2 separate regions of the Homo sapiens genome follow, and region 1 is linked to region 2. A link is a loop called in an ENCODE intact Hi-C map of the cell type or tissue named here. Cell type or tissue: heart right ventricle. All regions are shown on one strand. Each heading gives the region's core, and the rest is flanking DNA. Links, peaks and the distances in the headings are about the cores only.

Region 1 (15,435 bases), core at 6,567-9,066, 160 kb before region 2:
TGCTGGGATGATTGATTTTGCATAGATTTTCTTGTTGATCCTTATAATAGCTGCTTTGTCTTCCACTATTTTTAGTCTCATTTTATAGATTTGAGGATGAAATTTACAGAAGAAAGAAAAATAACATTTTATTGATCCTAGAAAGTAGAAGGGCTGGGCTCAAATCCCACATTCTGATTCCAAGCCCAGTACTTTGTATTCATGATCTCAGGTTCAAATGTTTCCTCCACTTTCACTTTCAGATGCTCCCTCCGGCCATTCCATCATAGGGCTCTGTAAGGTTGAAAGGTTGTGTAAGGTAAGGGGCATGTGCTTTGCTGGTCCCCGTGCTCTTCCCTTTTCCTGCATAGACCACAGGACTATACTCTCTGGGCTCTTTTGCAGCTCAGTATGGCTACTGTCCCGAGTTTGGGCTGGTGCAATGTGAGCAGAAGTGACCTGCGCAGATGTAGTTTGGGCCTCCTGGGAAGCAGCCTCTGAACTAGAGATCAGCATGCAGGTTAATCTGGGAGTGCTCTTGAGATTGAGACCAACTACAGGGAAGAGAAGGAAGCAGGTGGGAGGAGGGAGAAGTTAGACTGTGATGACTGAGTGATGCCGACTCAGCTATGGCCTCAGCTGACCAGGCAGAACTCTAAGGCTGGGATGGCTCTTCTGCACTGGGGTGCAGGATAGGGTGATGGAGCTAGGCCTTTAGACCCCTGTGTTGACCAGTCATCTGCCCTAGAAATGGGATAAGACCTTGTGTGAGGCAACTCCCTTCAGCCCAGGACATTTCCGGAAGGTGATTTAAGGTAAAGATGAGCTTCCAGCAATACTCCTGTTGACTGAGGAAGTCAGCCCTTCAGCCTGATGGGGCATCTGGGTGGCATATCACAATGTCCACTACATGCCCCACTTGCAGCCCTGGTTCATAAAAACCTTGTACATATAATCCTTACCTCATTTACTTTCTGAATGAAGAGAATTCCAAGGACCTAGAGGATGTTGGAACCACAAGATGAAAGCAGCCTGGGGCCCTGAGTGACTGCCTGGAGCAAAGCTCCCCAGACCAAAGTGTTGAAATGAACAACAAGAAAACCCTTCCTGTGTTGCTAAGTCGCAGAAATTTTGGGTGTGTGACTCATGACTCTTTTTTTTTTCTTTCTTTTTTGAGACAGAGTCTCAGTCTGTATCCCAGGCTGGAGTGCAGTGGTACAAGCTCAGCTCACTGCAGCCTCCATCTCTGGGGTTCAAGCGATTCTCGTGCCTCAGCCTCCTGAGTAGCTGAGATTGCAGGTGCCTCCAACATGACCGGCTAATTTTTGTATTTTTAGTAGAGGCGGGGTTTCACCATTTTGGCCAGGCTGGTCTCGAACTCCTGACCTCAGGTGATCCACCTGCCTTGGCCTCCCAAAATGCTGGGATTACAGGCATGAGCCACCACACCTGGCCGGGTGTGCGACTCTTAACAGTCAGCTTACTTTAACATAGGTGGAAAGACAAAGATGCTGAGGGGATCAATGAGAGGAAAATTGGGGGCCTGCAGAGTTGTAGTATAATTTCAGAGATAGGGTAGTTGTATACCCATGGCCTTAAGAAGCAGATGTGGATTCCTCTCTCCAGTGCTGCCTGTACACAGACATCCCATACATGTGAAGAAGCACCCAGGGCTGTGCACAGTAGAGCAACTGAAGGCACCAGCTCTGGAGTCGGGTTGCCTGGCTCTACACCCAGCCCCATCTCTTGCTTGCCTTACTGTTTTGGGCCAGTTTTGAAATCACCTGTGGCTCAGGCAGAGGTGAGAGAGCTCACTGAGCCAGGCCAGAGCATCCTGGGGGCTCTACACTTCCTGGCATGGGCTTATCCAGGCAGGCTAGGGGAGGGGGTAGAGATCTCTCTCAGGTCATGTTGGGCTAAGTTGGATAATAAAGGTTTAGCCAGAGCTTCTGGGTCTCAGATTCTCTAAGAGGAGCAGGAGGAAGAAATTCACCCACATCACTTTCTAGAACCTTGCCATCCCACTGCCTCTAGCACTGGGTGGCTAGTGAGGCAAATGGGAGATGAGGTGGGACCATGCTGAGCTCAGAGGCTCCTAAGTGCCATGCCATGAGTTTGGTCTTCATTGGGCAGGCAAAGGGGAGACAATCAATAGCAGTAAAAAGAGCTGCTCCATCTAGTTTGTGGTTTCTTAGAGCCAGAAACGTGGCAGCTGGGTGGCAGGTGACCTGAAACAGAATAAGTTTATGGAGGGCAATGATCCAAAGTGGAGGGACAGGACAAGGGCTTACAGCAGAGCACCACAGTTACAGAAATGCCGATTGGTGTGAGAGATTGCAGGTGAGGGACGGTGGGAACAGCCGCTGATTTCAGGAGCTGGGAGGAGGTGTAGAGAGTGAGTGAGGGTGAGTCCACCCTCACTCACCTCAGGGTTATTAGGGAGGGAAATTGCACAGCATCCTCCTTGCCTCCCTCAGGACAGAGACTGTGCTTTTCTCCATTCTGTGCTGGCAGTGCTGTGTGGAGCACGTGGTGGCTGGATTGGATGAATCGCACGACTGTGGCACAGCCTTTCCTAGCCATCTCCTACTGTCTCCCGCTTTCCATGGCCACCACATCAGCACATCAGTTCTTTGTCTCTGCCGAAGTTTCAGTTCGTGAGCCTACCTGTCTGGGCCTCTCAGAATTCTAGCAAATCCTCAAAATGCCACAGCTTCCTTGGCTTCTGTCCAAGTGCTGCTCCTGGTGGTCTGGGCGGATGCTGCTGTTAAAGGTAGGCTGTGATGTGGTGAATAAGGGACACTGACCAGAGCTGCCAGGCGGAGACCCCGGCCAGGTCTAGGGTCACCAGAATTTAGCAAATAAAAATAGGGGATGCCCCAATTGTATCTGAACTTTGACTTCCGGATAAAAAATAAATACATTTGTAGCATAGATATGTGTTGGATATTGCATGGTTCATACTTATTTGTTGCTCATCTGAAATTCAAATTTAATTGAGCGTCTCCTGTTTTATGTGGGAAGCCTCCTGGATTGCTCGTGGTCTGGTTTGGATGGTTAGAGGGAGCTTTACTAACGGTGGTGCCTCTTACGGTACTGAGGAGCAGCTCTGCCCACTCTAAGAGAGGGAGCTGCAGCCCCCATGCTGGCCCAGCGCTGAGTTCATCCTAATAGCAATTCCATCGTACTTTCTTTCATTCATAAAACTCACCAGCGAGGCAATGACAACTGGGGGGCAGGGGTGGGGGGCGGGGGCTGGTTGGCAGCCGGGCCCTCATCCCTCATGCTGCCGCTGACAAAGCTTGCTAACAGACCATTGCGGTTCCAGCACATTAGTGATCGTTATGGCCCTAATGAAGATTTGTGACGCTGCTGGAAGAGGCTTCCAGCCCACTGTTGTCTCAGGCAGAAGGGGAGGGGGTGCCTTGGGGAGCTGCTGTTGGGAAGGGAGGTTCTGGGGACTGGAAGAGCTGGGAAGGATGAGTGGCAAGGGGCAGAGAAGAGAGAGTAAGCTGGAGAGGTAAGGGCTGAGGCTGAGGGGAGAGCGGCAGTGGAGGGGGATAAGGTATCTGCAGCTGGAGTCTGGGGCCATTCAGACAAGGGAGTAGACAGAGTGGCAAGAGGTCGGGAAAACAGCAAGAAGTTAGCAGATGGGGGTAACTCGTTTCCTGGGGCTGTTGGAACAAATTACCACAAACTTGGGGCTTCAAACAACAGAAATGTCTACTCTCACAGCTCTGGCGGCTAGCAGTCTGAAATCGGTTTCACTGAGCAGAAAATGAAATTAAGGTATGAATAGGGCTGTGCTCCCTCCAGAGGTTCTAGGGGAGTATCCGTTCCCTGTGTCTCCCAGCTGCTGGTGGCTCCAGGCATTCCTTGGCTGATGGCTCCACCACTTCATTCTCTGCCTCCCTTGTCCCAAGACTCTTACTGCTGTTCAGGAAGGACACCTGTGAGTGCATTTAGGACCCCCCATGATAATCCAGAATGAGCTCCTCCTCCTCCTCTCAAGACCATAAACTTAATCCCATCTTTTGCTATATTAAGTATTATCCCCTGGTCCAGCTATTAGAATGCGGACATATCATTTTGGGGGCTGCTACCAGGTGTGAGGAAGGACTGAGCATTGTGCCAGGGTAGGGAAGCTTCCTTCAAGGACTCACTTGAAACACTTGCCCCAGTTTTCATTCCCTTCCCCTTACTCTAGTACCTTGAATCAAAGGCAGGGTCATTCACATGTCTCCACGGGGGCAGGTGTGTGCCCTGAGGTGGGGGGAGCACTGAGTTGGGTGGGAGTCCCAGCTCTGCCTTTGACCCACCTTGTGACCTTGTGCTGGTCATGCCTCCTCTTTGAGACTGTCTCACCTTCTGCAAATGAGGATGTTGAATTGCATGATCTCTAAGGGCCTTTCTAGCCTAGAGACCAGTTGATGAACTCCAATCTCATTTTACACTGGAGAAACTGAAGTCCATGGAAATTGAACCTCAAGTCTCTAAGAACATAGAGCCCAATTAAGGCTGTTGTTCACAGTGAGTTTTGGTTTCAGCTCACAGTCTGCTCTTAGCAGCTCTTTCTAATTCAGAACTGAGGTCATAATTCAATCTGTGATTGACCTCAGAGCCAAGCGGATTTTGCTTAAGCCATGCCCTGACTTAGTATCATGGCACAAACCCAGATCAATAGAGAAGCAGCTATAGTGCAATGAAATTAGACAGATTGGGCTCTGTGTGACCCTGGGCGAGTCACTGAACATTTCCCAATCTCAATGTTCTCATTTGAAAAGTAAGGATATTTTGAAGGCTATTGATTTATGAGAATTAGAAATAAATAAATAAATGCAAAATGCTCCATAGGATTTTTGGTATGTGTGTGGGGCTCAGCCAAGGGTAACTCTTTACCATTGGAGGGCTTCCTCTAAGGTGTCTCCTATTTCTCTCCCCTCATTCTCTCTGTTCTAGCCCTGGCCCCACCTCCCTGCTATTCCTGGAATGTGCCCATCCTGCTTTTGTCCCAGGCCCTGGCGCTGGGTCCCCTCTGCACAGAACGTCCTTCTCCCAAATAGACACAAAGCTCAGGCTCACTCCTCCCTTCCCTTGGGCATTCACAGCCAAGTTACCTTCTTAGAGAGACTTTTTTGGCACCCTTTCCTGCTTTGTTTTTCTTCCTGGAAGGTATCACTATATAATTTACTCTATGTTTTACATACTTTGTAAATTGCCTGTTCCCCTTTTTAAACTGTAAGCTTCGTGAGGTCAGGGATTCTAGCTTATTTTTATCACTGCTGAATTCCCACTTATAACAGTGCCTGGCCCACAATAGGTACTCAAAAATATTTGTTGAATGAGTGAATGAGTGAGAGAGTGAAGGAAAATGTCTTCAAGCTGCTCTAAAACCAGACAGGAAAGAGTGAAGAGTACGTCAACAAATCCCTTGAAATGATTTTGTTTTTTAAAGGAATGAGACTTAATTCCAGTGTAGTTTGCAAACTGGGAGTGGCAGCTTTTGGAACACAACAGAGGGGCGTTTTGGGAGAACAAAGAGAGGGGCTGTCTCTTATAGAAAACGTTCCTGCCCAGGTTCCCACTCTGGTTCACTATGCAAAAGAAGGATGCAAACTTGTTTGGTTCTGATTGGCTGACACAGGTCACAGTCCGTTGATTAGGTATAGGAGGCAAAATGGGATTTTCCAGCACCTTTGATGCAGGCGGCATGAGCAGGAACAGACAGCTATGAAACTCCCAAAGTTACTTGATGATGTGAGTTTTCTGGGCATGCAGAGTACATGCCTGACCTCCTGTCAACAAATGGCTGCTCGTCTGTAATTTGAATTTAGGCCTGGTTAGCTACTCAGGATCCATCTGGAGGGATTGGCTCTTGTAGGGTTTACAAGGAGGAGTTGAGCTACCAGTTAGGAGACTGCAACCATCAGGCAAAAGCTGATGGTGGGGGCATGGAGTGGGGCTGATGGCGGAGGGGGTGGGATGTGGGTGGACTTGAGGGATCTTTTGAAGGTAAAGATACTAAGATGTGCTGATGTGTGAGCTGTAGGAGGATGCCAAGGTTGCCTGGAGCCTGTGGTGGTTCCACGTGGTGGTTCTATTGACTGAGCTGGAGGTGACTGGGGAGGGGAGAACCAGATTCATGATGTCCATGTCCAGTGGCCTTTTCCATGAGGGAGACATGGAGGAAAATGAACTCTGCCAGCATTTACAGACGTTGCGTTCTACTTCAACCTTGAGGATGAGTTCAGTTTGACTTAAAGTGATATACTTCAGCTTTCTGGGCTGGAAATTCTTCAACTTTAGAGCAAGAGTGGGGTGAATGGAGCCCACTTGGGGTCTTGGGCAGGCAATGTGGCCATGGAAAAGGCTTGGCTTTGGAGTGAGACGAATTCGTGCTGAAATCCAACCCTTGCCATCAACTCGTTAGTTAATTTCATTGGACTCAATTTCCTCCTCTCTAGAATGAGGTGGTAATTCGACCTCACAAAAATGCGGTGCATTTCAAGCAATATAACATCTCTGAGTGCCAAACCCTGTGCCAGGCACATAGCAGAACAATCAATAAATGCTCATTTTCTCCCTCTGGCCCCCTGGCCCCTGCAGTACACTAACGTCATGATTTCACAGTTCCCAGCAGCAGCCACTTCTAAGCAGATGGAGTTGCATGACATTGTGAAGCACCTAACCCTCTTACCTGTGCGTGTCTCAGAAACTCACTATTTCAGTGCAAATATGCTACATGGATTATTTTGAAAAGGCCATTTAATAATATCTTTCAAGTGACAACATTGAAAGGAAGACCTATTGCTTTGTTTGGTGGTGACTGAATTTATTATACATAAAGAATAAAAATTAATCTCTTCTTTCTCTGCCATTACCTTTCTCTTAGATTTCTCACACCAGGTGTTCAAATCCCAGAGAGAAAACTTCCTCTTTTCAGTCTGACATTTTCAAATGTGTTGATACATACCCGATGGAGTGATTCTGCAGAAGATGGTGCCACTCATAGCTCCAACCTGAATGAAGTAGCTCCCCGAATTCTATTTATGTCATAATGAATATATTCAACTTAATTTTGTCAAAGACTTCATAGGCGCACCTGCAGCTAAGAGTGCAGTATGGATCTGGAGTGATTCTGAATTTTCTTTCCACAAAAATAATTTTGGCAGCTTGGGATCAATATCTTCCTCCCATATGTTTCATATTCTCTATAAAGTATAATTGAAGACACCCTTCTCAACAGTACTTCTCAGTACGAATACATTCAGAAATTCTAAATAGGTAATTTGAAAAGGAAGGAAACTAACATTTGGCGAGTGTTTTCTATGACATTCCAGGGCTGTGTGTTATGCACCTTTGCATATGTCATTTCATTTAATCTGCACAACAATGTGAGAACGACGATGTCAAGCTTACTTTTGCAGGACAGGAGACTGAGGCTCAGAGAGGCTAAAATACTTGCCTAAGATCACACAGTCATTAGCGGTACAGCCAGGATCGGAAGCCAACGTTGTCTGACTCCAGAGCTTGCTCTGTTGTGTGTGCTCTCAACACTACATCTCTAATTCTCCACCCCTCCCAATCCCAAGCCTCTCCTTATTGAGAATATGGACTAAATCTTTGGGGGAAAATCCAAATGCTGACACCAAATCTAGAAAGAGCTTTCTTGGACTGGACTTTGAAGGAACATTTTTGGCTCAAACTTACACTTGGACCACATCTACTTCATCTTTAGTTAATCGGCTTCAGTGTTCTCATTTCCTTGTGTGTAAACGGAAGCAAAGTTGGACAAGGATGTCCGTGACCTTGGACCAAAGGAGACTTTCACTTTATTTGAGGAAATCCTTGTCTTCCTCCAGGAGATGAGAAGGAATCGGTCCCAGCCCAGGGAGATGGATTCTTTCCTCTGCTGCTCTGACAGCCATCTCGGCAACTCTCCCGACCAAACTCCCCAGGCTGTGGCGTGCCCCGCCGTGTGGTTCCTGTTGGGGTAAGATTTGGCTCCATGTCTCCCTCCACCCATTAATCTTCATTTTAGTTTGTTACTTATAAAGATACATCTTGAAACACTCAAGAAGTGAAGGAGGAGTTCCTCCCTGTCACAGACAGCATGCTTCAAGGATTGCTATTTCTTCAACCTGGCCAACTTGGATGTCAAAGTGGACATCCTCTGGGAGGAAACGGCCTTGGAATTTTTCCTTGCTTTTCACTATGTCCCCCTCCCTATATCCAGATTTGTCTAAAACAGCAAAACCCATTTTATTATTGTGTCTATGACCAAGAGGACAGGGATGCCTTTTGTGGCCCCAGAGTTGAGGGATCCCTTGACCTCGTGGTGATCCCAGTGACCATGGTCCCCACACCATGTGCCTCAGCCTGGCTGCCCTGTAATGTCCTCTTCCTGGAGCCAGTGCACTTCCACTCAACCCAGCAAGCTCATAGGCAATTTCCTGGGCAGCAAATAGTTATTATTACTCAGATTTTGGGACAGGGTTCTTGTCCTTGGGACCCACCCTACCCTCACACCTTTGTTAAATGGATATTGCTACTGGTAGTTACCTACTTATTTTTTCCTGCGCTTCTGTTTTGGGGAAAGTCAGATAGGGGAGAGGTTCTGACCATTGGACAGCTGGTTGAAAGAATAAGCATTCCTTAGGAAGCGGAGAATTCTTATCTTGAGGGAATAAGAATCCTGGTATAATGCATTATCTAATTTTGACTTTCAGGAAAATGGCTTCATGGGGGCCAGAAAAGAAAGGAATTAACATTTACTGAGCTCCTGCTATTCTATTAAGTCCCTGTGTTCATGGCCTTTGCTATCTACTTTATTTACATTTACATTATCTTATTTAATTTCTGGCAACCATAGATTTTTTTTTTTTTTTTTTTTTTTTTTTGGTAAGGAAAATTCAGGCTCAAGGAAGGTAGCAGAGGTAAATCTGGGATATAATTGCCAGATAGCCCCAGCTTCAAACTTTATGCTTTTTCTGTCATTACACAAATCTGATTTTTTTTTCTTTCCTTTTCCAATTTTGTATTTTAGGGAAGTTCAATTAATCAGTACTTGTTATAGAAAATTAGACTTACTTTTCTGTGGTTTCATTAAGTTGATTTAAATTATTGATTGCCACAAATTAGAATAAACCATTGGGATTTACATTACCTTGTTTATTAATTCACCAATGTTTATTGGACACCTGCTGTTTTCAAGAAACTAAGAATAAAAAATAAGACCTCGTTACTTTTCTCAAACAGCCCAGAGTATGGCCTCAGAGACAACTATGTAAACTGCAATATATTAAGTGAACAGAGAAACGTGTATAATGGTATAGGATTATGAAATAGGAAGTGGTTAATTCTGGCCTGGAAAAGTCAGGGATGGCTGTGGTGACATTTTATTAGGTTTTAAAGAATAAGTAGGAGTTTCCTAGACAAATAATTATTATTGAGAAGGATAGTTACAACACATATGATAGTGTGAACTTTCAAATAGGATTGCGTATGAGAAGGCCAAGCAACATCCATTGTTAGTCTACCAAGATGTTTCACAAGGCAGTCAGTATCAACGAGAATTTTTCATGGTGTAAGGTCTGATCTTTAGCCTTGTTATAAGGGCAATTCACTAAGATTGTGTTCCATTTCTTGGTGCAGACTCGCATTAACCAAGCTCATAAGGCTGAGGTAAAAACCATACTTCCAATGTGATATAGTCTGGATATTTGTCCCCATCCATATCTCATGTTGGATTGTAATCTCCAGAGTTGGAGGTGGGGCCTGGTGGAAGGTGTTTTGACCATGGGAGTGTATCCCTCATGAATAGCTTCGGCCATCCTCTTGGTGACAAGTGAGCTCTTGCTCTGAGTTCACATGAGATCTGGTTGTTTAAAAGTATGTGACACCTCCCCTGACTCCTCTCTGTCTCCCTTGCCCCTGCTCTTGCCATGTGACATGCCTGTTCCCCCTTTGCCTTTCACAATGATTGTGAGCTTCCTAAGGCTTCATCGGAAGCTGAGCAGATGTCAGCACCATGCTTCCTGTGAAGCTTGCAGAAGTGTGAGCCAATTAAACTTCTTTTCTTTTTTTTTCTTTTTTCTTTTTCTTTTTTTTTTTTTTTGAGACAGAGTCTCGCTCTGTCACCCAGGCTGGAGTGCAGTGGCCCCATCTCGGCTCATGGCAAGCTCCGCTTCCCGGGTTCCGGGTTCATGCCATTCTCCTGCCTCAGCCTCCCGAGTAGCTGGGACTACAGGCACCTGCCACCACACCCGGCTAAATTTTTTTTTTGTATTTTTAGTAGAGTTGGGGTTTCACCGTGTTAGCCAGGATGGTTTTGATCTCCTGACCTCGTGATCTGCCCACTTCGGCCTCCCAAAGTGCTGGAATTACAGGCATGAGCCACTGCACCCGGCCTAAACTTCTTTTCTTTATAAATTACCTAGTTTCAGGTATTTCTTTATAGCAGTGCAAAAACAGCCTAATACATTGCATATTAAATTAGAATGAGAGACATATCTGTCACACTGGCCAAAATATTTGCACTAGTCAAATAGCAACTTCTCTTCTTGTGGGCAAGTTACATGGGAAAGTCAATGATAGTATCAAAGTTCCTTGGTGAAAATGCATTCAGAGTATGATTATATACAGTTAGATAATTTAAGTGTCCCATGGCCCTGTGCTCCAGTAGCCTCTTCCGTCCGTTTTTGTAGTTGAACTAAATTTGCCGCAGAGACTGCAAGGGTTGAGCCCTTAGACCTGCTTCTTCCCTGGCCATTGCTGATATGCTGATATGGGCACTACTCTGTGCTCTTCTTACTCTGCTTCCAGGAATGACCAGGTGTCCTGCTTAACTTCACCTGTATTAATGTCTCCAGTTATTAATATAATAGCTTGGCTTTCAAGCCATTCTCTGTTTTTCAGTTAACTTTCAACATCTCGGCTCTGAGCTGGTGTCTCTGATACTGTTATTAACTCTCTGTTATTAACTTTACTTCCCTAATTTCCAAGTTGTTGGCAACCCTCACGACTGTTCCCCTGTAGAGATAATATCTGTGCTGCAGGATTTATGGAAAGACTGAGACAATGCATGGGAAAAGAGCCCTGTGCTGGGCAGCTGGTTAGTTCATTCTGTTCCTTTCTTTCCAAGGGTGGAAACTGTACAAATCCTCTCCCTAGATCTGTATCTCACTGGTCTCAGAAGACAAGGTTAAATTACTAAATCTCCTCTCTACTAAGCCTAAACTGTGGAGCAGGGAAAAGACTTTTCCCCCACTTTTAAGAGACCTTTTATTAATACTAGTAATGATCTCTGTGTTTGGGTCAGCAACTTCAATTACATTTTATAGGATCTTAGAGCTGGAGAGCATCTTTCTCAGACCTGTGCCTGTCAGCAGAGTTAGTTACAATGTCATTAGAAGAATAGTAGTGGCATTCCTAGAGGAGACTGTGACATTTCCTTCTGCTCCTACAGTAGCCTTAAGAAAGTCTTTACTGCTGCTAGACTTCAATTTTCATGGTGATAACTCAAGCTTTGGCTTTAGCATGTGTTGAGAACAAGAAAGATACCATCCACTCCCCAATGAAAGGCATCTTAGTATAGGCCCCAATAGACATCCAAGTCTTCTGTGCATTCCAGGCTTTGCATCTGTCCATTTAAAGAGTGAGACAATAATTTCCTGATCTTCAATAAAGCAGATTACCTTCCATAATATAGGTGAGCCTCATCCAATCATTTGAAGTCCTTAATAGAAAAAGACTCACATCCCTAGAAGAAGAGGGAATTCTACCACCAAACCACCTTTTGACTTGAATTGCAACTCTTAGTTTGAGTCTCCAGCCTGACAGCCTACCCTGCCAATACTGGACTTGTCAAGGCTCTCTCTGTCCTCCTGGGGAGGCAGGAGAAACAGGCACACTTGGTGAAACTTTTATTTTAAAAAATCTCTGTATAAGTGGACCTGTCCAGTTCAAACCTGTGTTGTTCAAGGGTTCTGTTTCTCTGGCAAACTCTGACTAATACAAATTTTGGTACTGAGAATTCGGGTGCTGCTCTAACAAATACCTAAAACTCGGGAAGTGGATTTAGAACTGGGTAATGAGTGGAGGCTGAAAGAATTTTTGAGGTGCATGTTAGAAAAAGCAGAGTTTGCTTGAAGAGGCTGTTGGTAGAATGATGAACGTTAAGGGTGCTTCTGGTTAAGGCTCAGATAGAAACGAATATATGATTGGAAACTGGAGGGAAGATGATCCTTGTTTTAAAATCACAAAGAGCTTGCCTCCATTGTTTCTCAGTATTTTGTGGAAGGTAGAACTTTCAAGTGATCGACTGGGATATTTAGCTGAGGAGATTCTTAGCAAAGTATCAAAGGCACTGCATGGTTTCTCCTTGCTGCTGATAGTAAAATGTGAGAGAGGAGGGAGAGAAATTGAAGAAGGAATTATTAAGCAAACAGGAACCAGAACCTGAAGATGTGGAAAATTCTCAGTCTATCCATATTGCAAGGAATAAGAAAGTGCATTCTGGAGAGAACATCAAGGTTGTGTTTGACAATCATCTGCAGTGAAGAGATTACAGGTGTGACTCATGGATCCAATCAATCATCTCAGCAGCAATGCTGCCAGCTTGGACTGAAGGATCAGAGATGGGGCGGAATGAAGGGAGGATATCAGGCTTCTGAGATTCCATGGGATGGACCAATAGAGCTATCCAGCTGTGAACAGCTGTAAACATGCATTATCCTTCAAAAAGAGGGAAGAAGAACTGCAAAAGCAGTTCAGAGGTCAGCAGGGATACCATTGCCACTGCCACCATGGGTCCAGAGGGCGTTCCAGGAGGTGGGGCTATCTCCTCCTTGGCCCGTAGGATGGGGCTGCCACCCAGGGCCTTGGGAGCAGGGCAGCCACCCAGGGCTTCAGGGACAGGGCTGCCTCCCTGGTGGTCCAGAGGACAGAGAATGGAGCCAAAGAGGATTGTTTTTGAGCCTTCAAATCTAATAGTATTTGCCTTTCTAAATTTCAGACTTGCTTGAGACCTGTCACCCCTTTTTCTGATTTTTCCCTTTTGGGATGGGAATATCTGTCCAATGCCTGTCCTACCCATTGCATTTTGGAAGCAGATAACTTGTCTTATTTCATAGGTCCACAGTTGAGGAAGAATTTCACCTCATGATGAATTGTACCTTGAGTTTTATATTACTTGATATGGTGATATTTAGAGGAGATTTTGAAGTTGATATTGGAATGGGTTAAGACTTTTGCAGATATTGGGATGGGATGAATATATTATGTGTTTGAGAAGGACATGACTTTTGTGGAGTGACAGGGCAGAGTGTTATGGGCTAAATCATGCCCCTCAACTCATATGTTGAAGTCCAAACCAGCAGTGCCTCAGAATGTGACTCTATTTGTAGATAAAGCCTTTAAAGAGATATGGAAGGTAAAATGAGGTCATATGGGTGGGTCCTAATGCAATATGTCTGGTGTCCTTATAAGAAGATGAGAAATGAGGACGCAGACACACAGAGCTCAGAGCAACTGTGTGAGTTACACAGTGAGAAGACAGCCATCTGCAAACCCAGGGGAGGCCTCAGAAAAAACAGGCCCTGCTGACACCTTGATCTTGGACTTCCAGCCTCTAGAATGGTGACAACATAAATTTCTGTTATCTAAGCCAGTCAGTCTGTAGTATTTCATTATGGCAACTCAAACTAATATAGTCACTAACATCAATTAGACAGTTTCAGTGGGGGAGAAAGCTAGCCACACCATTTTGTTGGCATTAAGAAGATAAATCTTGGTTACTTGACTGACTGTTATTTCGAAGTTGATACTGTATAGACCCAAGCTTCATGATATGTTTCTTCATCTATGATTTTTTTAGATGTAATATCACATTCTCTCAAGTCTATTGCTTTAATAGCCTGAGGAGTATTTGCTTCTGAGGATCATATATCAAATCACTTTCATTTTAGTAAGAATATCTTTCTTTCCTTGTAAAAAAAAAATACTGTGATTTACGTGCAGAAACTCTTGGAAATAAGTCTGTTTTCAATTCCAACAGTCTCCTCTTATAACATTTTCATTTCCAGTGTAGACTTCAAGTCCCCCAACTCTCACTGGAAGTTTTGCTTTCAGACACTCTCTGGAGCCACACTAGCTCAAGCTGGCTGTCTTCCACCAAAAAAATGCAGGCCTGAAGAACCTCCTCTTTGGGAATATTCTTGACCTCTCCTACATCTCCCATGAAGGTTCTGCATAATCCTACCTGACAGAGGAATCTTCCTTCCAACCCTGAGTTTTATATGCCTAAATTCTAACTTTAAGCACAAATATGTATAAAAACTTGAAAATTCCTTGTTGACATCTCATTTCCTGGCTGTGGTTATCATCCCTGAGGAAAGGAAATAGCAGAGCAAGTGTGAAAGAGAACCTTGCCAATATTTGTCAATAGAAAGACTCAAAGATCATCTTTCTGCAGTGGTGATACAGTAGTTCATGAACAAAACTTCTCATTAGTTTGCTTTTCTGGTTCACCAGAAAAATCTTTCCTGTTTCACACTTTTTAAATTATTTTATTCATTTATTTTTATTTATTTATTTATTTTGAGACAGAGTCTCGCTCTGTCGTCCAGGCTGGAGTGCAGTGGCGTGATCTTGGCTCACTGCAATCTCCACCTTCTGGGTTCACGTCATTCTCCTGCCTTACTTAGCCTCCCAAGTAGCTGGGACTACAGGCGCCCGCCACCACGCCCGGCTAATTTTTTTTATGTTTTTAGTAGAGACGGGGTTTCACCGTGTTAGCCAGGATGGTCTCGATCTCCTGACCTTGTGATCCGCCCGGCTCGGCCTCCCAAAGTGCTGGGATTACAAGCATGAGCCACTGCACCCAGTCTCCTGTTTCATCCTTTTAAATAAACATCTTTAGAAAATATTGCAGCCAAATTCACAACCAAATGGAACACTATGTTAAACAGAACTGATGTTGTTTTTTAATGATTGAATATCTTGACTTTAGGTTCTTACTGGAAACAACAGAAAAATTATCCAGGATAATGTGGGAGATCAGAGTAGCTGAACACCAATTAGAGTAGTACTTATTATGCTTTTTTCTATCTTAAAAATAGGGTGTTTCCCAGCCCTACCTCCTTTTCCCACAAAAAACCAACAAAATAAATAAACAAATAAACAAAGCCAGACATTTGTAGATTCTGGTTAATTGGGTTCCAAGGAATTCTGAACTCACAGAAATTTTGTGGGTAGTTACAGTTCTAGTTGATGGTGTGTTGGGGGGTGTTAGAGGGAGGGCAGGGGCCTTGATATTCATTGTATAACTTTGACCAAGTCATTCCAACTTTGAGCCTTGACAAGGAAATCATATCTGCCTCACAAATTTTTGTGTGCATCAAATGAGTTAATGGATATGAATTCACTCTAAGCCACAACTGGGCTATGCAGATGTTA
Region 2 (15,435 bases), core at 5,828-8,327:
TGGATATGAAATTCTGGGTTGAAAATTCTTTTCTTTAAGAATGTTGAATATTGGCCCCCACTCTCTTCTGGCTTGTAGGGTTTCTGCTGAGAGATCCTCTGTTAGTCTGATGGGCTTTCCTTTGTGTGTAACCCAACCTTTCTCTCTGGCTGCCCTTAACACTTTTTCCTTCACTTCAACCTTGGTGAATCTGACAATTATGTGTCTTGGGGTTGGTCTTCTCGAGGAGCTTCTTTGTGGTGTTCTCTGTATTTCCTGAATTTGAATGTTGGCCTGCCTTGCTAGGTTGGGGAAGTTCTCCTGGATAATATCCTGAAGAGTGTTTTCCAACTTGGTTCCAGTCTCCCCGTCACTTTAAGGTATACCGCTCAAATGCAGATTTGGTCTTTTCTCATAGTCCCATATTTCTTGGAGGCTTTATTAGTTTCTTTTCATTCTTTTTTCTCTAACCTTGTCTTCTTGCTTTATTTCATTAACTTGATCTTCAATCACTGATATCCTTTCTTCTGCTTGATCGAATCAGCTATTGAAGCTTGTGTGTGCTTCACACAGTTCTCATACTATGGGTTTTCAGCTGCATCAGGTCATTTAAGGTCTTCTCTACACTGGTTATTCTAGTTAGCCATTCGTCTAACCTTTTTTCAAGGTTTTTAGCTTCCTTGTGATGCATTAGAACATGCTTCTTTAGCTCAGAGAAGTTTGTTATTACTGACCTTCTGAAGCCTACTTCTCCATCAACTCATCAAAGTCATTCTCCATCTAGTTTTGTTCCTTTGCTGGCAAGGAGTTGTGTTCCTTTGGAGGAGAAGAGGCATTCTGGTTTTTGAAATTTTCAGCCTTTCTGCTCTGGTTTCTCCCCATCTTTGTGGTTTTATCTACCTTCAGTCTTTGATGTTGGTGACCTATAGATGGGGTTTTGGTGTAGATATCCTTTCTGTTGATGTTGATGCTATTCCTTTTCTCTCTGTTAGTTTTCCTTCTAACAGACTGGCTCCTCAGCTGCATGTCTGTTGGAGTTTGCTGGAGGTCCGCTCCAGACCCTGTTTGCCTGGGTATCACCAGGGGAGGCTGCAGAACAGCAAATATTGCTGCCTGATCATTCCTCTGGAAGCTTCATCCCAGAGGTGCACCCACCTGTATGAGGTGTCTGTCAGCCCCTACTGGGAGGTGTCTCCCAGTCAGGCTACTGGGGGTCAGGGGCCCACTTGATGAGGCAGTCTGTCTGTTATTGGAGCTCAAACGCCATGCTGGGAGAACCACTGCTCTCTTCAGAGCTGTCAGGCAGGGATGTTTATGTCTGGAGAAGCTGTCTGCTGCCTTTTGTTCAGATATGCCCTGCCCTCAGAGGTGGAATCTAGAGAGGCAGTAGGACTTGTTGAGCTGCGGTGGGCTCTGCCTAATTCGAGCTTCCCTGCTGCTTTGTTTACGCTGTGAGCATAGAACCACCTACTCAAGCCTCAGCAATGGTGGACGCCCCTCCCCTCCCAAACTTCAGCATCCCAGGTTGATCTCAGACTGCTGTGCTAGCAGTGAGCAAGGCTTCGTGGGTGTGGGACCCACCAAGCCAGGCATGGGAATCTCCTGGTCTGGTGGTTGCAAAGACTGTGGGAAAAGTGCAGTATTTGGACAGGATTGTACTGCTTCTCCAGGTACAGTCACTCACGGCTTCCCTTGGCTAGGAAAGGGAAATCCTCCGACCCCTTGTGCTTCCCGGGTGAGACAACGCCCTGCCCTGCTTCAACTTGCCCTCTGTGGGCTGCACCCACTGTCCAACCTGTCCCAGTGAGATGAACCAGGTACCTCAGTTGGAAATGCAGAAATCACCTGTCTTCTATGTCAATCTCGCTGGGAGCTGTGGACTGGAGCAGTTCCTGTTTGGCCATCTTGGAAGCAACCCCCTGTCCCCTCTTCTTAAAGGGGAGATTGCATTAGGATCCTCAACATGGCTGAGCACTGCATCATCCATCCTCCCTGGCCTTCTTCTTTGCATTCCCCGCAGCTGGAGCTTTCAGACAAAGCTTAGGATACGCACCCTTTCCTGGAAAGGATATGTCCATTTGCATGGTCAGTCTCAAGGTAAAAGCTGTTTGCATGGCTTAAGTATGGGTCACACACAAACTATAGCTTCTGTTCTGGCAAAGATACACAGTTTTTGCTTTGCACAGAAGAGATATTCACTTTGAGAAGGGTGTGTGCTTGTGTGTGTGTGTGTGTGTGTGTATGTGTGTGTGTAGTGAGGGAGCCCAGTCTGGGTCTCCTGGACATCTGACCACCACTGGGCTTCACTTGGCACATCTGGCACATGCATGGGGCCTCAGCTTTCTGAAGAAAACACAACCTATGAGAAGAGAAAGTTAATTAGGGACAAAGGTTTAGTTAACTAACAGAGCCTGAGGGAAGAGCTACTCAGGATATAATATGGTGTGTGTCACTTGGATTGTCCTCAAGCAGAAAACTGACATCATTACCGCCATGATGGACAGAAGGAGCTCTGCTCTGTTGCCCTGATTGCAAAGTGTGAGGTTGATGGGATGAGGTAGGCCTTCTTTTTGCTTGAGCCCTGCTGGTCAGCTTGGCTGTACAGAGGGCTGGACCTGGAGGTTCCTGGCCTTCCCATGGCCCCTATGAGAAGCTGGCATGTGGGTCACCCTCACGGTGGTGGCTGGAAAAGGTGACACTGCGGCAGGTGGGGGGAGGGAGGAGAAAAAGGACGTAGGTCATGAGATACGTGACAGGGTATCCTGCAGTATTTCCAAGACACTCTCTGGGGACCTTGAGAAATAACACCAGGGTGAGATGGGCATTGCAGGGAACTGAGGATGTCCCTCTAGAGCTGGAAACAAAGCCTGTGAAATGCAGATGCTATGTTAACACCTGGAGAAACAGGCTACATGTGAAATAGGTTAGTAAACTTAGGTAAGGTGCAGATAGACCTGTGTTCAAATCCTACCCTGCCATTTGGAGCTCTGTGATTATGAGGTTCTTAACCTCCCATGCTTTAGTTTCTTCAGCATAAAAATGAGGGAAAATAATCTGTCCTTGCAGTGTTGTTTTGAGATTTTGAGGTAATGAATTTTAGGAGCATAGCATAGCATAGCAGCTTCAATGAATGTGGCTATTCTTATCATTATTTGTGCTGCATTTGACACCAAACAGCAAAGGCAGTATGTGGTTTATGTCTGAATTCCTGATACATGGCACAGTACTTGACCAAACTCACCTTTATTCACTCACATGTATGGATGAATACCTAAGCATAGAGCAGTTGGTAAATAGGAAGGTCCTGATGTCTTTATGGAGGTACTTTCCTAGCAGCTGGGGAGCTGGGAAGTGTGTTCCTTCCCTTTCCCCAGGGGACCCTCCATTTGGGCCTCTGGCCTGCTGCCCAGGGCTCTGGCAGTGTGCTGCTGCTCAGAGCTGTGGCACACTGGGCAGACATTCTTACTCTGGTGTTTTCAACTGTGCCACTGATTCACAGGAGCCGCAAATGTCTTTCGGAGTATTTTCAGAATCCCTGGATCCATAACTTCATTTTACCTGTCTGGATCTAATTGGTTTAGCTTGAAAGAATCTTCTGAGGTTTCTTTTTTGTTTAGCCACATTCATTGTACAGAAGGAGTCAAATGAGACCAATCATCAAAGCACTCTCAAAGCCTGTGGACAAAGCTGGGTTAGACTGCGTGCATGCATATTTGTGTGTGTGTGTGTGTGTGTGTGTGTTTGTGAAGGGGGTTGGGGTGAGTTTGCTGAAAGGAGAACTGCCATGGCCATTGACATTCTTGCATTTTCCACAAGCCCACTGGGGCCTCAATTCCCAAGCTCTCAAAATCCAACCAGATGGAGAACCATGATCCAGAATTTGTGATTGCTGCCAGATATTTGTCCTTTAAAAAGCATCCTCCAACAAAATGCAGCCCCCCCATAAAGATGCATTCACACAGTGCTGTGTCCTTATGCACCCCTACATATGCTCATCCCAATACATCTCTAGAAGTCCTGGAAATACTGTTTATGTCTTTTTTATGAAATAAGCTAAAACATTAGTAATATGCTCAAATTTTTATCTGATCAGCAATATTTAATATGCTATTTTTAAGTTTAGAATAGAATACATTGGACATGACAAATATGATTAGATTTAGTGATGTCATCTTTTTTTTCAGACTATAGAAAAACTGATGAAGCAGGGAAGATACTGCCTCTTAACATACATTCTGTCTCTAGAGTTCCCTGCAATTGTTTTGAAGTCTTTATATCTCCATCAACGCATAGGTGGTGCCCTTTTTCAAGACATTGGATTGTAATTTGACATCCTCATGTTATTTAAGGCTAAGTGCACTAGCACTTTATCTACTGGAGAGAAAAAAATGAATTAAAATCTAAAATTATCTATGAAAGGCAAGAGTCATTTTGCAGGGACTTTGCTCTGTGACCATCAGATGAAAACTGATGACATAAGCCTGCATATGCTAATGCTTTGATTCAATGAAGCACAGACAATTTTTGAGTCTGTTTACTTTTTTTTTTTACAATGTAATGGTGAAAAAAATAAGGTGTTATTTAATTTTTGAAGAAGCAGTAAATGCAATCTTACCGAAAGATGCACTTCCTGTGTAATTCTCAGGGAGGGTGCCAATATCCCCTGTCCCCAAGAGGCAGCATTTTTTGGGAGATGAGGTCCATCAGCAAAGTCACTCATTTACTGACCTGTGTTAGACCCAGGGCTGGGAGTTGGGGACACCCAGTTTCTGCCCCAAAGGGGGACGGTGTAGTTAGGAGAGCCAGACAAAGGAGCCATTCATCATGGTCCGTGCAATAAACAAGAAGGGAGATTGCACAGCAGCGTGCAGCAGGATTCTAATCAGGGCCACTGTCAAAGCAGGAACAAATCCTGTCTCCAGAGGCTTAAGGTTTCCTCTCAGCCTCAAGAGCTTCAATGTCCCGACAAAGAAAATGAGGATTACAATCTAGTTTAAAAGTGGAATCTAGGAAAATAGATTTTTCTAAAAGGAAATCATGCATCTTATCAGATAAAGGTATTTAGAGCGAGGTGGCTCCAGTGAAGAGATGTTTGGTTAAATATCACAGACATAAGTATGTCTCAGAAACCAAGCATCTTTTTCTACACACCAATGGACTTGGTTTCCTCTATTGCTATGACTGTTATCCTTGTCTGAAGGCCTCTAAACATTATTCATATCTTTCTTCTAACAGCATATAGTCCAGCTAATTAGCGATTAGGTAGTGGCAGAGACAGGGGAAACATATTTTATTCCTAATTACATGTTTGATCCTTCTGAGACACTCCAGCAAAGAGAAATACCTTCTTCGTGCAGACATGGGGTTGCATTGCTTTTTTCCTTTCTTTCTTTCTTTTCTAATTTCCAGCCATATCCTAGGACCATTTTCTGCTGGGCTCCTGCCAAGGTACAGTTATTCCTATGGAAATCATGTCTGCTGTTTAAATCTTCACCCTAGGCTTTGAGTGTCTCCTGTCTAAACTTCATCTTCTGATATCAGGGCTTCTAGGTGCTATACAATGTCTAGGGTTAAGTTCTGAAGATTCCAGGGGTGGTTATCTGGAAAACATCCTTTGTCAAATCAATGGCATGGGGAACTTTAACCTCAAACTCTAAAGACCTCCTGACTCAATGATTTACAAACGGATTCAACAAGGGCTACATCTGGCAGTGGCTATCCTGGGGTCTATTGGTGGGAAGTCTTCACCATCAAAGGTAATAGGACCCAGCGAGCTTCCTTCTCGCTGGATCAAGAAGAGGCTAAGGAGGAGTTAGAGAAGAAGAAGACAATGTTCCCTTGTCCTGCCCTGGAATCCCAGATCCAGGAATCTCTTTAAAGCACTAAATGTGTCATTTAAGGGACATCATCAATGGATAACTTTATTTAAAAATCACATATTGTGTGCCTAACATGTTTCAAACACACTGACAGGCCAGCAAATATTAAAGTGAGTTGTACATGGTCTTGATCTGGAGGATCACATGGGAAGAAATGATTGTAAGGGAATGCACCACCATTTTACATGAGATATTCATTGGCTGCAAGGGAAATACATAGGGAGGGAAAATGCTTTCTGGGGAGTTTCAGAAATTGTCATTGCAGAGGTGAGTTTTGCATGAGGATATTGCTTGACTGGGATTTGGAAGATCATATGTTAATAGTTTGGGGAGATTTTTAAGCTTGAAAAGGGAAAAGCAGTGGGCAATGAAGAGGTCCCAGGGTTTATGGGGGGCACAGGGAGAAGTGGGGGTCAGGAGATGTGGCTGGAGAAGAAGGCAGGGTCACGGCACAAAGGACATCAAATGCCAAGTTGCAGAGCCTGAGCTTCATTCTGAAGGTGATGGAAAGTCCTCAAGGGAAACAAAGGCAAAGCAAGGCTTTCCTTTCACCACTGTAAGAAGTCACTTGGACTTTCTGCTCCATGGAGGGCCACAAATGAGCCGCTCCTCAGCCCCGAGCAGGGCACAATGAGCAGGTGGCTCTGCAGAACCCACAGCTTTACTTTCTCAGCCTCAGGACACATGGTGCCCTGGCTGAGGAATGCCTGCACTGTGAGTAGAGCTGTGATACAGGGGACTTGGCCTTGGGATAGAAATGTCACGGGCATATGGAAATCACATCCGCAAGCATCACCCTTTTCAGCAGCTCAGGCGAGTTTTCTGGGCCAGTTTCTTGGTCTTGATTCAATTTACAATTTCAGGACATGGGACGTATATTACAATCCTGGGATTTAAATGAAACCTTTAAAAGGGTAATAAAAATAATGAGCCTGTTTCTAGCCTTTCCTAGTGAATTTCATTCAGCGGAACTCCTCAATATTGGATTCAGGAGAGCCAAGTGAACTCATTATGAAGTACCTCACTCAAGATTTACTTCCAGTTTTCATCTTATGTTTAGAAGCATACAAGGCTTTTGGTTAAAATATGTCCTAATTCAAGTTTGGAGTGCACACCTGTCTCTACCTGCTGCCCCACACCTGTCGGCATCTACTCTCTTGGGTGTGCTCTGTGTTGAATACTGGCCTGGGAACTTGCTCATCAGTTGGATTCAGGGGTTCAGGACCACTTGGTAAATGGAGGGAGTACGATCCTGGGGGACATTGGAACCTGAGAGAAATGGCCCTGCCACTTTCCAGCCAGCTGCATGCTGCTGGGCCAGGTGTTTCTTAACTGTGAGCTAGAGTTTTGAGCAAACTGGGGCTATTATACCAAACTCTCCTGATGCGAGGGTGAGAGAGAATGGGAGAACGTCTGCAATACCACCCTAATAGATTAATTATGGAATACTGTTTCCCTTGCTCCCTACCCCACACTCGGTGACTGCAGATTTCCTGCCTGTTTCTTCTGGCATGGAAGCTTGTCATTTTGCTCTGAGTCAGTAGAGATGGAAGAAGGATACATTTGAGGAGAGAACTGTGTCAGCTTTACTGATGAGAGGTTCTTATACACTGGGCTAATTGAATTCTCTCTCTCAAACTTCACTGAAATCCTGACATTAAAAAGTGCTCAACCATCAAAGTGGATCAGAATTGTCCCCGTGGAAGCCATGTACCTTCTGGATTCAAATACAGATGTTGTCCAATGAAGTTAAGGGTTGAAATATAGATACCAGCCTGGTAAAGCCAAGTGAGGGAAAGGACAAAGGTGGAATTTGGCTTGTAAATGTAACTGGGAGTGAGCCACCTCCCACTCCTACCTTGACTAAGGTGAAATTGGCTGTCTCCAAGGGTGATCAGGAGGACTTTGGTGCAGAGTGACTGAGCAATCAAGGGTGAATATATGAGATGCTTAAAATGAGATTCGTTTCTGGTTTTGAGCCCAGTACTGCACACCAGACTGATATATGCCTCTTAAACCTTCTTCTTCCCGGCAGTCTCTCCCCATCCAAACTGTCAGTCAGGAAACAGAGATACCCTGTGCTTTCCAAGAAAGAAAGGGTGTTCATACAGGGAAGCAGTGGCTTATAGAACCACTGGACGGCTGGGAGATCCAGTCAGGGAGGCCACACCAAGGCCTGCAGCCTGCAGCAATGAAGATGGGCCTCCTGGGAAGTGTGCTTGGCCCCTGTTTGAACCACTCCTTCCACACATTTTCCGGCGGGCACTGTCTTCTCTCAACTTTCCATGCCTCTCTAAAGTCGCTCTCCCTTTCATCTGGAACCCAGAACCAGCAGGAGAAAGGGGACCTGGGAAATGCAGTTCCTGGTTCCTCTCCTGCAATGCAGAGGCCTGAGAAGATCTGTGAAAATGGTCTCTCTCCACTCTCACGGGGCACTTCTGACACTGCATGTACGGTTTTTTCCCTCACACTGACTGATTCTCTGATGCCATCTGGGTGTCCTACTATTTAATTGAATTCTAACTCCATTTACCTGGAGTTAGTATCAGATCCTGCAAGGTAAGTCTCAGTCCTGCAAGACCACAGTCCCTTCCCATGCCAGTGGCAAATCTGGTCCTCCCGTGCGGTGGACTGACTGGCTGTAAATCGGAAATTCCCACCACCGACCCCCTCCTCAGGTTTGATAATTTGCTAGGATGGCTCAAAGAACTCAGGGAAACAGTTTACTTGTGTTTATGGGTTTATTATAAAACATACCACAAAGCAGAGAGATGATGGGAGAGCTGCAGAGGGCGAGGGATGGTGGGGGCTTCTGTGCACCTCCACGTGTTCAGCAGCCTGGAAGCTCATCAAGTCTCATTGTTCAAGAGCTTTTATAGAGCTTCATCTCCAGCTCACCCCAGCCCCCAGAGGTCAGTGGGTGGGGACGAAAGTTCCAACTCTCGAATCACTTGGTCTTTCTGGTGACCAGTCCCATCCAGAGGCTATCTTGGGGCCCCAACCTCAGTCATCTCATAAGTATAAACTCAGGTATGACCAAAAGGGACTCATTATGAATATCAAAGGATACACCTGTCACTCAGGAACTTCCAAGTGTTTTAGGAGCTCTTTATCAGGGACAAAGACCAAATATATTTCCTATCATACTACAGAAGGGGTCATGGTCATGCCAATGCCATGGTCATGACCTACGGCCCAGTGCATGGCCCAGCACATGCTTGGGGACTCTAGCAACAATCGGAAGGGATCGCTTCAACAGGCAGCCGCCTGTTCAAAGTCTCTCCACTGTTTATCTCAGAAAGTACAGCGGTAAGAGCTTCTGCAACGGTCTTCAGTCTCACCTCCCACCATGGCCTCTTGAACTTGCCTCTTCCGTGAGTTTGCATATACCTTGCAGCCTTCCTCCCCGACCCCTCTGCAACCCTGCCTGGAGGATTTCCCTTTATTCACACACTTCCTTTTCCCTATACTAGTTTTAAAAAATGCTGCTTAGTCTTCATGGAGAACTCAAATGCCACCTCAAGCTTGGAGTAATTGCATTGTAACGTAATAAGCAATTTTTTTTATTATTGCAATCAGAAATGATTTCTATTCCTTATGAAGCCCAACAGTACTTATTGTGCAAGCATACATATGGGAGCCACTTCTCCTCTAACCTTGGAGACTCATGATTCATCTTTTTTTTTTTTTTTTTTTTTTTGGAAACTCAGTCTCCCTCTGTCACCCAGCCTGGAATACACTGGCACGATCTTGGCTCACTGCAACCTCCGTCTCCTGGGTTCAAACAATTCTCCTGCCTCAGCCTCCCAAGCAGCTGGGATTACAGGTGCTCACTATCATGCCTGGCTAAATTTTGTATTTTTAGTAGAGACAAGGTTTCACCATGTTGGCCAGGCTGGTTTTGAACTCCTGACCTCAGGTGATCCGCCCACCTCAGCCTCCTAAAATGCTGGGATTACAGGCATGAGCCACCATGCCCGGCCTTCATGATTTAATAGAAACTTTTTAATACTACTGTGTTTCTAAACTTTGAGGCTATGAGTTAAATCGTTCAGAATAAAATTATTCAATGTTTGAGTTTGAACTGTTTTTAGAAAGCCTGATAAGAAATCCCCCTCTCTTCAGAAAAGCACTGAATGTTCCGATGAAATAGTAGACACCAAAAGAAAATCATGCAGATTGGTTAAATGGCATATACAGTTATAGATATAGGCAAGAGTGTAATGCAGTTATTCTGAATTACATTTTACTGAACTGAGAAATCTAAGATGCCATTCATAGTATCTTCAATGTCTACGTGTATATTGTTTTATTTTAAGGACCACGTAGTATTTCTGAACGCTTTTATAGATTCACTTCCAATGACTATGCCCTAAGTCAATTTTACTCATGAGTTCCTAGGTTTCTTAATGGGAAGACTTCTTTCTTGCGGTTCTCAGAAGTAGAATTCTCCCGAATGAGGGGTGTACATATGTACATCGCAAGTGCAAAGTGACACTGAGTTTGGAGGCGCACTCACATCCATGATCCCAAAGCCTCTGGGCCCCTATTTGACAATGTCACACATGGTGTCCACCCATGGGAATAAAGCGTCCCTGTGAAACATTCATCAACTGAGCCTTCCTGTACACTTGACTCACAGTGATAACTTGGCTATGGAACAAAAGTGGAAGTTTCTATTCTCCAGATTACCTTTTGGGTGAATCAAGCTAGTGCAAAATTATAGCTTTAAAACATATATAAATGAAAAGAAGGAAAGTGCTGAGAAAAATGTCTTTGAGAATCTATCAGGTCCAAACTGTTTGAAGAGCTGGTAGATTCTAACGCTGTATCCATTGGACCAGCCAGCCTAGAGGCTTGGATACGATTGTTATGGACATCCTCCGAAACCGTGGATGAGACTTCATCATATATACAAACATATATAAATATATACACATTGCATAATGCACATATTCTAGAATGTCCTTCCACACAGAATTGATTAATTTTAGACAAGTCATTCCATCCAAGTCTGCTTATTCTCCTAAACTAGGACCAGTGTGGGAAATACTAAATTAGTAAGCGATCCAAAATAAGACCCCAAATTTCCTACCTCTCACCTCATGGCTGTCTATATGAAGTTAATTTTTTTTCCTTTCTTCAGATACGGAGGTGGAAAAGCCTGGCAGTTTTGTGAAGTGCGACATATGGTAGAATCTAGTATCTAGATTGAGAATACATAGTTACTTTCAGGCAGACCCTCTGGGGTAAACTTGAATCTCTCAGGGTCTCAATTTCTTTAACAATGCAGATGTAGCCTCTCAGGGTCATTGTGTGAGAATCAAAGGGATAAACTTAGTGACATAAACTGTGTATTTTTTTTTTTTGAGATGGAGTCTCTGTCGCCCAGGCTGGAGTGCAGTGGTGCGATCTCCACTCACTGCAACCTCCGCCTTCTGGGTTCAAGCAATTCTCCTGCCTCAGTCTCCTGAGTAGCTGGTGTTACAGGCACATGCCACCATGCCTGGCTAATTTTTGTATTTTTGGTAGAGGCGGGGTTTCACCATGTTGGTCAGGCTGGTCTCAAACTCCTGACTTCGTGATCTGCCTGCCTTGGCCTCCCTAAAGTGCTGGGATTAGAGGCGTGAGCTACTGTGCCTGGCCATAAACTGTGTTTTATATAGCTTCCACAGTTATATATTTGGTAACTCAAGATTTAATCTTGAGCTTCAGTTAAACTACCTTCCTCTGTTTCTTGGTTGAAACAACTGACTCCCCTCCCTCTCTTCTCCTTGTAGGACAGGTGAGGGATACATGAAGCTAAAACCCCGAGTAACATCTGATTCCCTTTGGAAGTCACGATCACTGTCAGCATCAAATTATGTATCTGACAGACCTCATGGACACTCTCCTTATTGAGAAGTTGGTAAATGTCAAAAAGTAACTACTAAAATAATTGAAAATAAGAGCAAATCTGAGTTTCTTGGCATGCTCCACAGTTCTGTTTGCATTACTGATCTTGGAGATCATCTTTAATAGGATGGCTCTGTATTGGGAATTCTCAACTTCTCTCCCTTATCTCAGGGACAATTCAAGCCCTGTAATTGAAGTTCCAAGAAAATTAAAGTCATTCATCTCTTTTTATCTCTAATGTAAAAAATATAGAAATACTGTAACTTTTGCGGAATAACCCCCACAACTGCACAAAATTATAATAATTGTCTCTGTTTGTCTTCATTTAACCAGCTGGGAAGATAATCTGGTGAACACAGCAATTTTCTAAATTCAGAGATAGTTAATTCATGAGAACAGCTGTTGCCCAATCAAACCCCAGTGCTTCTTTATTTCATATGAAAAACCAAACTAAGTGCAGGCTGCCACACAGCCCAGGAGTGCAATAGGGGTCTGCTCTTCTGAAACAACAGCCCATTTTTCCCTTGCAGTGAATCACTTTTTTGTTGTTTCCTGGAAAGTTCCACTAGATAAAGAAAATCTGAGGTTTGGGTTCACCAGGAAAAGATGTATGATAGAGTTTTGGAAGACAGCCCTGTCACTTTCTTGTACAACGTCATGGGCTTATTCAGGAAGAAATTCCCAAGCAATCATGGTAGCTCACATGACTGTGTTTCAAAAATGTTTCAACTTAAGTTTATTTAAAATGGTGTTGTTAACTGTGTGTGTGTGTGTGTGTGTGTGTGTGTGTGTGTGTGTGTGTGTGTGTCAGGGAGGACCTGGAGAATCTTAAAATGTAGAATTCTGGGTTTTTGCCTCTTAGATTCTGAATCTGTCGATCTGGGTGGAGCCGGGGAAGCTGCATTTTTGTCTGTGCTCACCAGGTGATTCTGATGCAACTTCTGTTGCACCTGCTTCTCCCCATGCGCACCTGTTAAGCTGCAGATTCCCTGCTCTGCTGTCTACTTTTGGGCACTCCAGCTTCTTTATGTCTCAGGGAGGTTTTGCTTGGCTCTGCCCTTTGCCTAGAATGCTCCCAGCTCTTCACATGGCTGGTTCCTTGTCAACATGTGGGTTTTACCTCAAATGGCACCTTGTCACAGAAGCCTTTCCAACTCACTTTCATTAAGTAGCCTCCCCTCAACTCACTCTGGCTCCTGCTGGCTTTGTTTCCTCCTCAGGTGTCAGCACTGTGTGTCCTCTTGTTTCTAGACTGTAACCGCCATGAGAATGGGATCTCATTGCTCTCACTACCAAATGTGCCTGGCATATATCAGGAACCTTGTCAATGTTTGATAATGGAAATGTGAATAAATGAAACATTATCTTAAAGGCAGGAGAAAGTGGGTTTCTGCAGGTCAGAGTTCCAAGCATTCTCTGCTTATGAAAATGCTTTTTAGAATGATTCCTTTCATCTTTAAACATATTGCAGTGAATTTTGCCTTCTATCCCACAATACAACCCAGTTTTTAAAATATAAGATTAATTCTTAAAAGTGCTTACCATGAAATAAAATCAACATTCCAGGAAGATGGGCCACGTCAGTTTCCCAAATTCCAATATCCATGGCACATCTCCAGATATATTAGGGAACATGAATAACTCAATCAAAGAACCACTATATAAGGATAGGGCCACTCATTTTAAAGCAAAATATAGGATCCTCCAGAAACATAGAACCAAATTATAGAAGGACACTGTCTGGCTCCAGGGGGGCTAGTGATTGGGCAGCCCTGACTCTGCCATCCTGGGTCTCAGCCCAGGCCCTCTGGGGCCCCACCCTCTAACTGCAGCACCCACTGCCATGCAGAGACCCAGGTGAACCCTGCTTTCCCACCCCATTATATTTTGACTGCTTTCCCACCCCATTATATTTGCCTCTGGTCAGAGGCATTAAGACGCGCCACATCTTCAAAATCCATATTCAGAGCCTGGGGAAAAATGAATAAAGAAAATGGAAAAAGAATACATTTTGTCTGGCTTACTGGTTACTGGTTTCTGACCATTGCATGGACAATACACTTGACAGCTGGTGACTTCACTATCTCCTGTGTGTCTTCTTCCTCTGGACAGAACGACATCATTGCACCTAACGGCCCACACTTGCTTCTGCTACTTTGCCTGACTCTTCATCTTTCGATGTCTCATTCCAACAGAATGTGAACTGCATGAGGGAAATTGTTCATTGCCTTCCCTCCTGGTGTATTTTAATATCTGGGGTGGGACCACGGATCTTGTATCTTATCATCAGCCAGATTAAGTATCCATTGTCCAGACACCTAACCGAGGTTGACAAATGACAAACTTTAGTTTCCAAAATGCTGCCTCCCCTTCAGTGCTCTTTTTAGAGGCCAGACTGAGGTGATTAATACAGCCTGCTGTGACCTGCCCTTTGGGTTAGAGCTCTCTTAGGGGAGTGGCCTCATCCTTACGACGGGAGCAACATTCCTCAGACCACGACCTAGAGAGCATCTGTAAAACAATAACAATAATAAAAGACATTCCCGTGGTCAAAGGAAAGTTGTCTTATCTGTTGTTAATTTATAATCTGATGTTTATAATCTGAAAAATAGGGGCTGGGTTCCAGGTGGCTGTGTGTGTATGTGTGTGGCCATTCATTAGGGGTGTCTTCTTTGAACAATTATTTATTGCTTCTTCTCTCATCTGTTAAGAGGCATTAATAGTTATCTAATAGAAATGTTCTAAGTATTAAATGAGATAATTCATGAAAAGCAGCTAAATCAGTAGCTAAATCAGTAGCTGGCAAAGTAGTTGTTAAGCTGGGTGTGGTTGCTCACGCCTGTAATCCCAGCACTTTGGGAGGCTGAAGTGGGAGGATCACAAGGTCAGGAGATGGAGACCATCCTGGCTAACATGTTGAAACCCCGTCTCTACTAAAAATATGAAAAGTTAGCCAGGCGTTGTGGCGGGCGCCTGTAGTCCCAGCTACTCGGGAGGCTGAGGCAGGAGAATGGCGTGAATCCAGGAGGCAGAGCTTGCAGTGAGCCCAGATCACAACACTGCACTTCATCCTGGGTGACAGAGCGAGACTCTGTCTCAAAAAAAAAAAAAAAAAAAGAAAAGAAATAACTAGTTTATGTGGTATGACCAAACTCTAACTTTAGGAGTATCTATAGTCATTTCAAAATTAAAATGTTATGATTTTAGGGGAAAATCTCAGTTTTTGAGATAGTGCCATCTGGTCTTATGAAAAACAGAAAAAAAAACTGGGTTCTCATTGAATATGGCATTTTGAATGTAGACATTTACCTCTACTCTCCCTGTAGCACTATTAAAATGGCATTAATCGCAAAAAAATAACAGAACAGGAAGGGAGAATATATCAAAAGACTTGGAACCAGAAAGCTGATGGACAGGTGATAATTGAATTTACAGACTTTAAAAAGCTTAATCCCATGGAAGAAATGGGGAAAAATAAAAAGGAAAAGCAGTTTGCAGTTCAGAACCTGAGGAAGCCTTCAACATTGGAGATAGTAGATATTTCTCAACGTAGGGTTTATGATGGAGCCGAAAACAGGCAGAGAGGTTGAAAGGCTGTGTAAATATCAATTAGACTCCCATATCCCCAAACACACACAGGCGACTGTCCCTCTCTCATGTGACAGAACTCTGCAGGAGTATT

Evidence for each region. A loop is a pair of places that touch in the nucleus more often than their neighbours do. Peaks named below come from ENCODE experiments on the same cell type or tissue, not always from the same donor. Only the 100,000 strongest peaks of a DNase experiment are listed, where the experiment ranks them.
Region 1: it touches region 2 in a loop (1.8-fold over the local background); 1 of 110 quality-filtered maps calls a loop at or near these places.

Annotation. Positions count from the first base shown.
Region 1 is chr2:11,981,387-11,996,821 of GRCh38, forward strand. No RefSeq gene overlaps it. Among named protein-coding and RNA genes, the nearest start is that of MIR3681HG, 18 kb to the right of the region's middle. In heart right ventricle, for the core only: no CTCF peak of the experiment used is centred there; a DNase peak (open chromatin) is centred at 7,898; H3K4me3 peaks cover 581 bases.
Region 2 is chr2:12,137,722-12,153,156 of GRCh38, forward strand. All of the region lies in intron 2 of MIR3681HG (MIR3681 host gene), which reads left to right. Among named protein-coding and RNA genes, the nearest start is that of MIR3681, 54 kb to the right of the region's middle. RefSeq lists silencers at 12,228-12,428, 13,778-13,978. In heart right ventricle, for the core only: no CTCF peak of the experiment used is centred there; no DNase peak of the experiment used is centred there.